Regions from separate parts of the Homo sapiens genome. Here region 2 is linked to region 1. Evidence: read pairs that join two places in POLR2A ChIA-PET (ENCODE). Cell type or tissue: A673. All regions are shown on one strand. Each heading gives the region's core, and the rest is flanking DNA. Links, peaks and the distances in the headings are about the cores only.

Region 1 (3,559 bases), core at 592-3,091:
TTGGATACAATACCTGTCCTTCTACAGGGATGATGACTGTGGACCTCCTGGAGTCAGTAGGGATTCCTCTGGCTAGAGCAGTAGATGTCTTTCAATGGCAACGTGAATCAACAGCCATGCCTGTATACACACTCTTCTTATGAAATAAGGAAGGCTGGACACTGTGGCTCATACCCATAGTGCCAGCACTTTGGGAGGCCGAGGAGGGAGGATGGCTTGAGCCCAGAAGTCTGAGACCAGCCCAGGCGACATGGTGAAACCCCACCTCTACAAAAAAATACAAAAATTCACCGGGCATGGTGGCATGAACCTGTAGTCCCAGCTACCTGGGAGGCTGAGGTGGGAGGATCGCTTCAGCCTGAGAGGTTGAGGCTGCAGTGAGCCAAGATCACGCCATTGTACTCCAGCCTGGTCAACAGAGCAAGACCATGACTCAAAAAATAGTAATAAAATAAAAGAAAGAAAGCAACTTCTGTTATGAAAAAATATCCTGCTAATGCACAAATGCTTTATCCCTCTATTATTATAGCTGCCCACTGGGGAACACTAGCAGCGCTTCTCCATGGACGCTCTCTGGGGTGCCCAGTTTCCCATCCATTTTGCCCTTTTGACCCTGTTTCCTTGCAATGACTAGGCCGTACAGTTTCTAGGCAGCCCCAGTTCCCTCAAAAGGGCAAGCAAGGTAATTTTCCAGCAAAGGAGGCCCCTCCTGACTTTGCAAGGGCCATGTAGGGAGCTGAGATCCTCGGGTGTCCTTTTCAGAATCTCTCCTCTGATTCATTGTCATCCCAGAACAGATTAGCTCTGCAAACAAACACCAAATTATTAAAATTGGACACTGCTCTGCCTCTGACATGGGAAACGGTTACAGATAGCTTTGTATAGAATGACTTCTATGACAGAGCAACAAGATGTACAACTCCAAGGCTATTAAAAACAAAGCAAGATGAAAAGCAAAACCAGAAGGGCTGCTCACCCAAAAACTTTCACGGGAACAGCAAAGAAGTCAAGGGATTATTCATGAGAAAAAGACCACAAATAGAGAAACACTCAATGGCTTAAAGTGTGAGCCTTGGAGACTTGCAATGAGCTCATTCATCACTCACTTACTTTTGTACAAAGGGCCGAGCGCTGTCCTAAGTGCTGGATCCCCCACAACTGAGAACAACCAACAAGATCCTAACTCCTCTGACATTTAAATACCTGTAGGGGGCCAGGCGCCATGGCTCACGCCTATAAACCCAGCACTTTCTTGAGTCCAGGAGTTTAAGAGCAGCCTGGGCAATATGGAGAAACCCTGTATCTACCAAAAGTACAAAAAAAAAATTGCCAGATGTAATAGCATCCACCTGTAGTCCCAGCTACTCGGGAGGCTGGGGTGAGAGGATCACTTGAGCCTGGGAGGTAGAGGTTGTTGTGAAACAAGATCAAGCCACTGCACTCCAGCCTGAGTGACAAAGTGAGACCCTGTCTCAAAAAAAAAAAATCAGTAAGAGGAGACCAACAATTAAGTTGTAAACATATCATAAACAAGATGACTTCAGGTTGGACATGGTGGTCACACCTGTAATCCCAACACTTTGGGAGGCCAAGGCAGGAGGATCACTTGAGACCAGTAGTTCGAGACCAGCCTGGGCAACATAGTAAGACCCTGTCTCTACAAAAAATAATTTTTAAAAATTAGTTTTTAAAAAAGATAACTTCAGAAAGTTGTAAATTCTATTAAGAGAACACAACAGAATAGAGTGATTGAGAGATATTGGCAGGGTCACAGACGCCACTCCTATACCCTGGGTGTTTAGGAAAAGCCTCTCAGGATGTGACATTCAAGTGGGGTGCAGAGAAGCAAAAAAACTCAGGCTAACTCCTGGAGGATTTTGGCTTGAGCAACTCCAGTGAAAATGAATTATCAGTGTGTCAGGATGAATGATAAACCCTTTCCATTATTCTTGGGAGGGACACAAAGTATTCTTTTTGTTTTGTCGGGAGTTTAGGAGCCAACTCGTTAGAAATGTAAGCGGTGGCAACATTCCACTCTGCAACCTGAGAAATACTTGAGCTCTTCTTTGCATATGATGATTTTTAACCTATTTCTTCAGAAAAACAAACTCCAAGCAGAGGTTCGAAACAAATGCTGGCATAAGTGTCAACATCCACTTTGTGAAGGCTCAAAGGCAGGCCCTTTCTCTGCCAGAAATGTGTTTCTCATCTGCAAAGGGCAGGAGAGGCCTTAACCCAACTGTCTGGTTGATGATCCAGACTTCAAACTTAACCCAGTGGGTCTTGGAGCCAACTTAATAGAGAATGGAGTGTCTTTGTTGAAAACTCTAGTGTGTTTTGTGGAGGGGAGTGTGCAAAAGCCAGCTGAATGTGCAAGGGAGGGATGAGATTATAGAAGAGGCAAAATATCAAGGAAGAGAAACTGCAAACAGATTCGTGAGACTCGATTGGCTGCGTAGCAGCAAGTATCATTTCTGTGATTCCTGTAAAGGAATCACACGACGACTTCCAAGTGCATCTGCTTGCTGTGTGGATGGCCTCTAATGAGACACAGTTTCTAGCCAATTGGGTTTCACACCGCTCAGTGCCAGCTTGGCGATTTGTTTTGCATTAAACACTGCAGCCTGTTAACCTGGTGAGTAACTGTTCTGGATGGGCAGCCAGAATCCCTCACTGAACTGCCCTTTTTTCTTAAAAGAAAAAGAAAATGATGATGGTGGGGGTGGTGATGATGATGATGAAAATGCGATCAATCAGGTTACCATCTTAAAACTTGAATTCATTGAGTTAAAATGACCCAGATAATGGGCCTTTTAAAAATATTTTCGGCCGGGCGCGGTGGCTCACGCCTGTAATCCCAGCACTTTGGGAGGCCAAGGCGGGCGGATCACGAGGTCAGGAGATCGAGACCATCCTGGCTAACACGGTGAAACCCCGTCTCTACTAAAAATACAAAAAAATTAGCCGGGCGAGGTGGCGGGCGCCTGTAGTCCCAGCTACTCGGGAGGCTGAGGCAGGAGAATGGCGTGAACCCCAGGGGGCGGAGGCTGCAGTGAGCCGAGATTGCGCCACTGCACTCCAGCGTGGGCGACAGCGAGACTCCATCTCAAAAAAAAAAAAAAAAAAAAAAAAAAAAAAAAAAAAAAAATATTTTCTGGGCCAGGCACGGTGGCTCATGCCTGTAATCCCAGCACTTTGGGAGGCCGAGGCAGGTGGATCACTTGAGGTCAGGAGTTTGAGACCAGCCTGGCCAACATGGTGAAACCCTGTCTCTACTAAAAATACAAAAAATTAGACGGGTATGGTGGCAGGTGTCTGTAGTGTCAGCTACTCGGGAGGTGGAGGCAGGAGAATTGCTTGAACTCGAGAGGTAGAAGCTACAGTGAGCCGAAATTGTGCCACTGCATTCCAGCCTGGGCAACAGAGCAAGGATCCATCTCAAAAAAAAAATTCTGGAACATTCCAGGGTAGTGCTCAATCCTCAATCCATTTTTCAGCCTTTCTGTGCCCTCTGCTCTTGCTGGGAGAACTAGGCCTCTCCGTTTCTTTCATTTCAGTC
Region 2 (3,559 bases), core at 551-3,050, 76 kb after region 1:
AAAAAATAAAAAGTAAATAAAAATAAAAGTATACCTGCAAACCAGTCCAAATGCTAGTCAGGTGCCATCTTCAAGTCAGGTGCTATCTTCAAGTCAGGTGCCATCCTGCAGGCCCAAGGCATAGCTTACTAGTTCTATCGAGTGGCCTCGTGATCAGGTAGGAAAACCAAATCAGCACTTGTCTTTAACCATAATCCACGATGAAACTTACTCTTGAAAGATAAAGTGGAACAAGGCATGGCGCAGTGGCTCACACCTGTAATCCCAGCACTTTGGGAGGCCAAGGCGGGTGGATCATTTTAGGTCAGGAGTTTCAGACCAGTCTGGCTAACATGGTGAAACCCCATCCCTACTAAAAATACAAAAATTAGCCAGGCATGGTGGTGGGCACCTGTAATCCCAGCTACTCGGGAGGCTGAGGCAGGAGAATTGCTTAAACTCAGGAGGCAGAGGTTGCAGTCAGCCGAGATTGCACCGCTGCACTCCAACCTGGGCAACAGAGTGCGTGAGATTCTGTCTCAACAAAAAAGATAAAGTGGAACAAGAGCTTCATAGCCATATTCCTAACTAGGTTATACCTTACAAAACTAACAAGAATACATATGGACATGAGATACAAAGGGCATGATCGCTAATTAAAACCCTAAAACAGTAACACCTATCTACTGTAAACAGACAAGTCAGCTGCACCTATACATTGTATTAAATACCGTAAGAGTTTTTGAAATTCAAGAAGACATCAGGCCAAGTACAGTGGCTCACTGTAATCCCAGCATTTTGGGAGGCAAAGGCAGGAGGATCGCTTGAGGCCTGGCGTTCCATACCAGCCTGGGCAACATGGTGAAACCCCATCTCTACAAAAATAAAAATTAAAAAATTAGCCTGGTGTAGTCCCAGTTACTCGGGAGGCTGAGGTGGGAGGATCGTTTGAGCCTGTAGTGAACTGTGATTGCACCACTACACACCACCCTGGTTGATAGAGCAACATGAAAGAAAAGAAAGAGAAAGAGAAAAAAAAAAAGGAAAGGAAGGAGGGAGGAAGGGAGGCAGGGAGGAAAGAAGGGGGAGGGAGAGGAAGGAAGGAAGGAAGAAAGGAAGGCAGGCAGGCAGGCAGACGAGGGGAGGGGAGGGCAGGGGAGGGGAGGGGAAGGGAAAGAAAGAAGGAAAAAGAAAGAAGAAAGAAAAGAAAAAGAAAAAAGAGAGGGAAAGGGAGGGAGGGAGGAAGAAAGGAAAAGAAGAGTGAGAAGAAAGAAAAGGAAGAAAGGGAAGGAAGGAGGAAGGGGAGGAAGGGGAGGGAGGAAGGAAAGGAAGGAAGGGAAAGGGGGAGGGAGAGAGGGAGGGAGGAAGGAAGGAAGGAAGGGAGGGACTAATGGTGTGCCTGACGCCATACACATCAACCTTAACCTTCAAAAGAATGTACTTTTCACATGAGTAATGGCAGGTACTGCCAGTTGTTCCTCAACATCCATTCTTCTATGATCACAGAATTTTTAGCTGGGCACAAAGCTGCCCAGGTAGGCTGTATTTCCCAGGCTTCCTTGTAGCTACATGAAGCCATGTGACCAAGTTATGGTTCATGGGATATGAGTAGTGATACATGAAACTTCTGAAGATATCACGCCAGGCACAGTGTCTCATGCCTGTAATCGCAGTACTTTGGGAGGCCAAGGAGGGAGAATCACTTGAGGCCAGGAGTTCAAGACCAGCCTGGGCAACATGGTGAAACCCCATCTCTACAGAAAAATACAAACATTAGCCGGGTGTGGTGACACACGCCTGTAGTCCTGTTACAGTAGGCAAACAGCTAGACATGAGCAGGAGGGGGAGCCCCTGAGAAAAGGAAGGTCTGGGAAGCCTCATGCCCAAGGACCACCCAAAATTTGCTAATTATTAACATCTCTAATGGTGGAGGGGGTGGGCAATGAGTCCAGTGTGAGCAAGGAGGAGGGTAAATACCTATGCAGAAAGGAGCACCCCTTAAGACTCCTAGTAATCACCCACTCTTCAGTTAACCTCTCAGAATGTCACTAGCTGTGTGCTGATAAGGAGGGAAAGAGGGCAAAGCAGAAATTCCTAAGAGATACCAGGTGCAATAAATATAGATCTGACCTCTATACAACCTCCTGGGGTGGCGGCAATGAGCAATGCAGCCATTTGGTAGAGTTCATACCCAACACCGGCCACACATACCCACCAACTAGTAGTAAGAGAGGGTCCCGTGAGCCTGGGAGGGAATGCGGCAGGGATAAAGGCAGGGACTTAAGGCAGAAGCAGGGAAACTAGACAAAGAAAAAAGGCAGGGACTTAAGACAGAGGTGGGAACTTCCAGAAAAAAATCTGACATCATTAAAACCCACCGCAGAATTCTCGGGGTGGCTGCTGGCTCATTCTGTCTCCACAGCTGGCTCTGCCTCATCTTTCAGAGTATTCTGTCTCTCTAAATAAACTCTCTGCTCTCTATTTTCCTTCAATCAATTCTCTCTTTTTTGGCTAAACTGCCTCGTGGCCAAATTCCTTCTCCCAAGGAAGACTAAGAGCTGAGGACTCTGCCCTTCCAGGTAACACCCCCAACTACTCAGGAGGCTGAGGTGGGAAGATTGCTTGAGCCCAGAAGGTCAAGGCTACAATGAGCTGTAATTGCACCACTGCACTCCAGCCTGGGCAACAGAGTGAGATACTATCTCTAAAAATAAAAATAAAAAATATTTTTCTAAAAAAGAGATTAAATGAATCTAGGATCACAGAGTTCAAAGTTGGCTGAGAAAATATACCAGTTGTCCTTGAAACATTCACTGTATTTGATGGCTATCTTTTCTCTAAACATATTGTAATGCAAATATAAAATTGTTTTGTTTTATAAAACAATAGAATACATCAGCTGAAGTTACCCCCAAAAGAAATGAAAGAAACTTCTGGGTGTGCCCTCAAAATTAAGGGGAGTTCCACCTCCCCTTCTTTCTCTGTTCTGCCACCTGTTATGTAAATGTTATGATCACTGACTATGAGAACAAGCACAGGACAGAACTCCTAAAACTCAACAACAAAACCCAATTCAAAAACGGGCAAAGGACTTGACTAGACATTTCTCTAAAGAAGATCTACAGATGGCCAACAAGTACATGGAAAGATGCTCAACATCACTAATCATTAAGGAAATGGAAATCAAAACTGCAATGAGATACCACCTCATACCCATTAGGGTGACTACTATCAAAACATAAAAAAGCAGAAAATAATAAAGTGTTGGTAAAGATGTGGAGACACTGGTACCCTTGTGCACCATTGGTGAGAATGTAAAATGGTACAATCACTGTGGAAACAGTATGGTGGTCTAATGGGCACAGAGTTTCAGTCTTAGAAGATGAAGAGTTTTGGAGGTATATGCTGGTGATGGTTGCACAACATTATGAATGTAATACCACTGAACTGGACATTTATAAATAGTTAAGATCAGGCAGGCGCAGTGGCAATCCCATCACTTTGGGAGGCCAAGGCGGGCAGATCACTTGAGGTCAGGAGTTTGAGACCAGCCTGGCCAACATGGTGAAACCCCATCACT

Evidence for each region. Peaks named below come from ENCODE experiments on the same cell type or tissue, not always from the same donor. Only the 100,000 strongest peaks of a DNase experiment are listed, where the experiment ranks them.
Region 2: POLR2A ChIA-PET joins it to region 1 with 11 read pairs; 6 of 35 experiments call an interaction of 5 or more read pairs at or near these places.

Annotation. Positions count from the first base shown.
Region 1 is chr19:32,315,063-32,318,621 of GRCh38, forward strand. LOC124904688 (a long non-coding RNA gene) reads right to left here. Exons shown (of 2, transcript XR_007067224.1): 2 at 1-804. Among named protein-coding and RNA genes, the nearest start is that of ZNF507, 29 kb to the right of the region's middle. In A673, for the core only: no CTCF peak of the experiment used is centred there; no DNase peak of the experiment used is centred there.
Region 2 is chr19:32,391,082-32,394,640 of GRCh38, forward strand. The region is part of intron 2 of DPY19L3-DT (DPY19L3 divergent transcript); the gene reads right to left. Among named protein-coding and RNA genes, the nearest start is that of DPY19L3-DT, 13 kb to the right of the region's middle. In A673, for the core only: no CTCF peak of the experiment used is centred there; no DNase peak of the experiment used is centred there.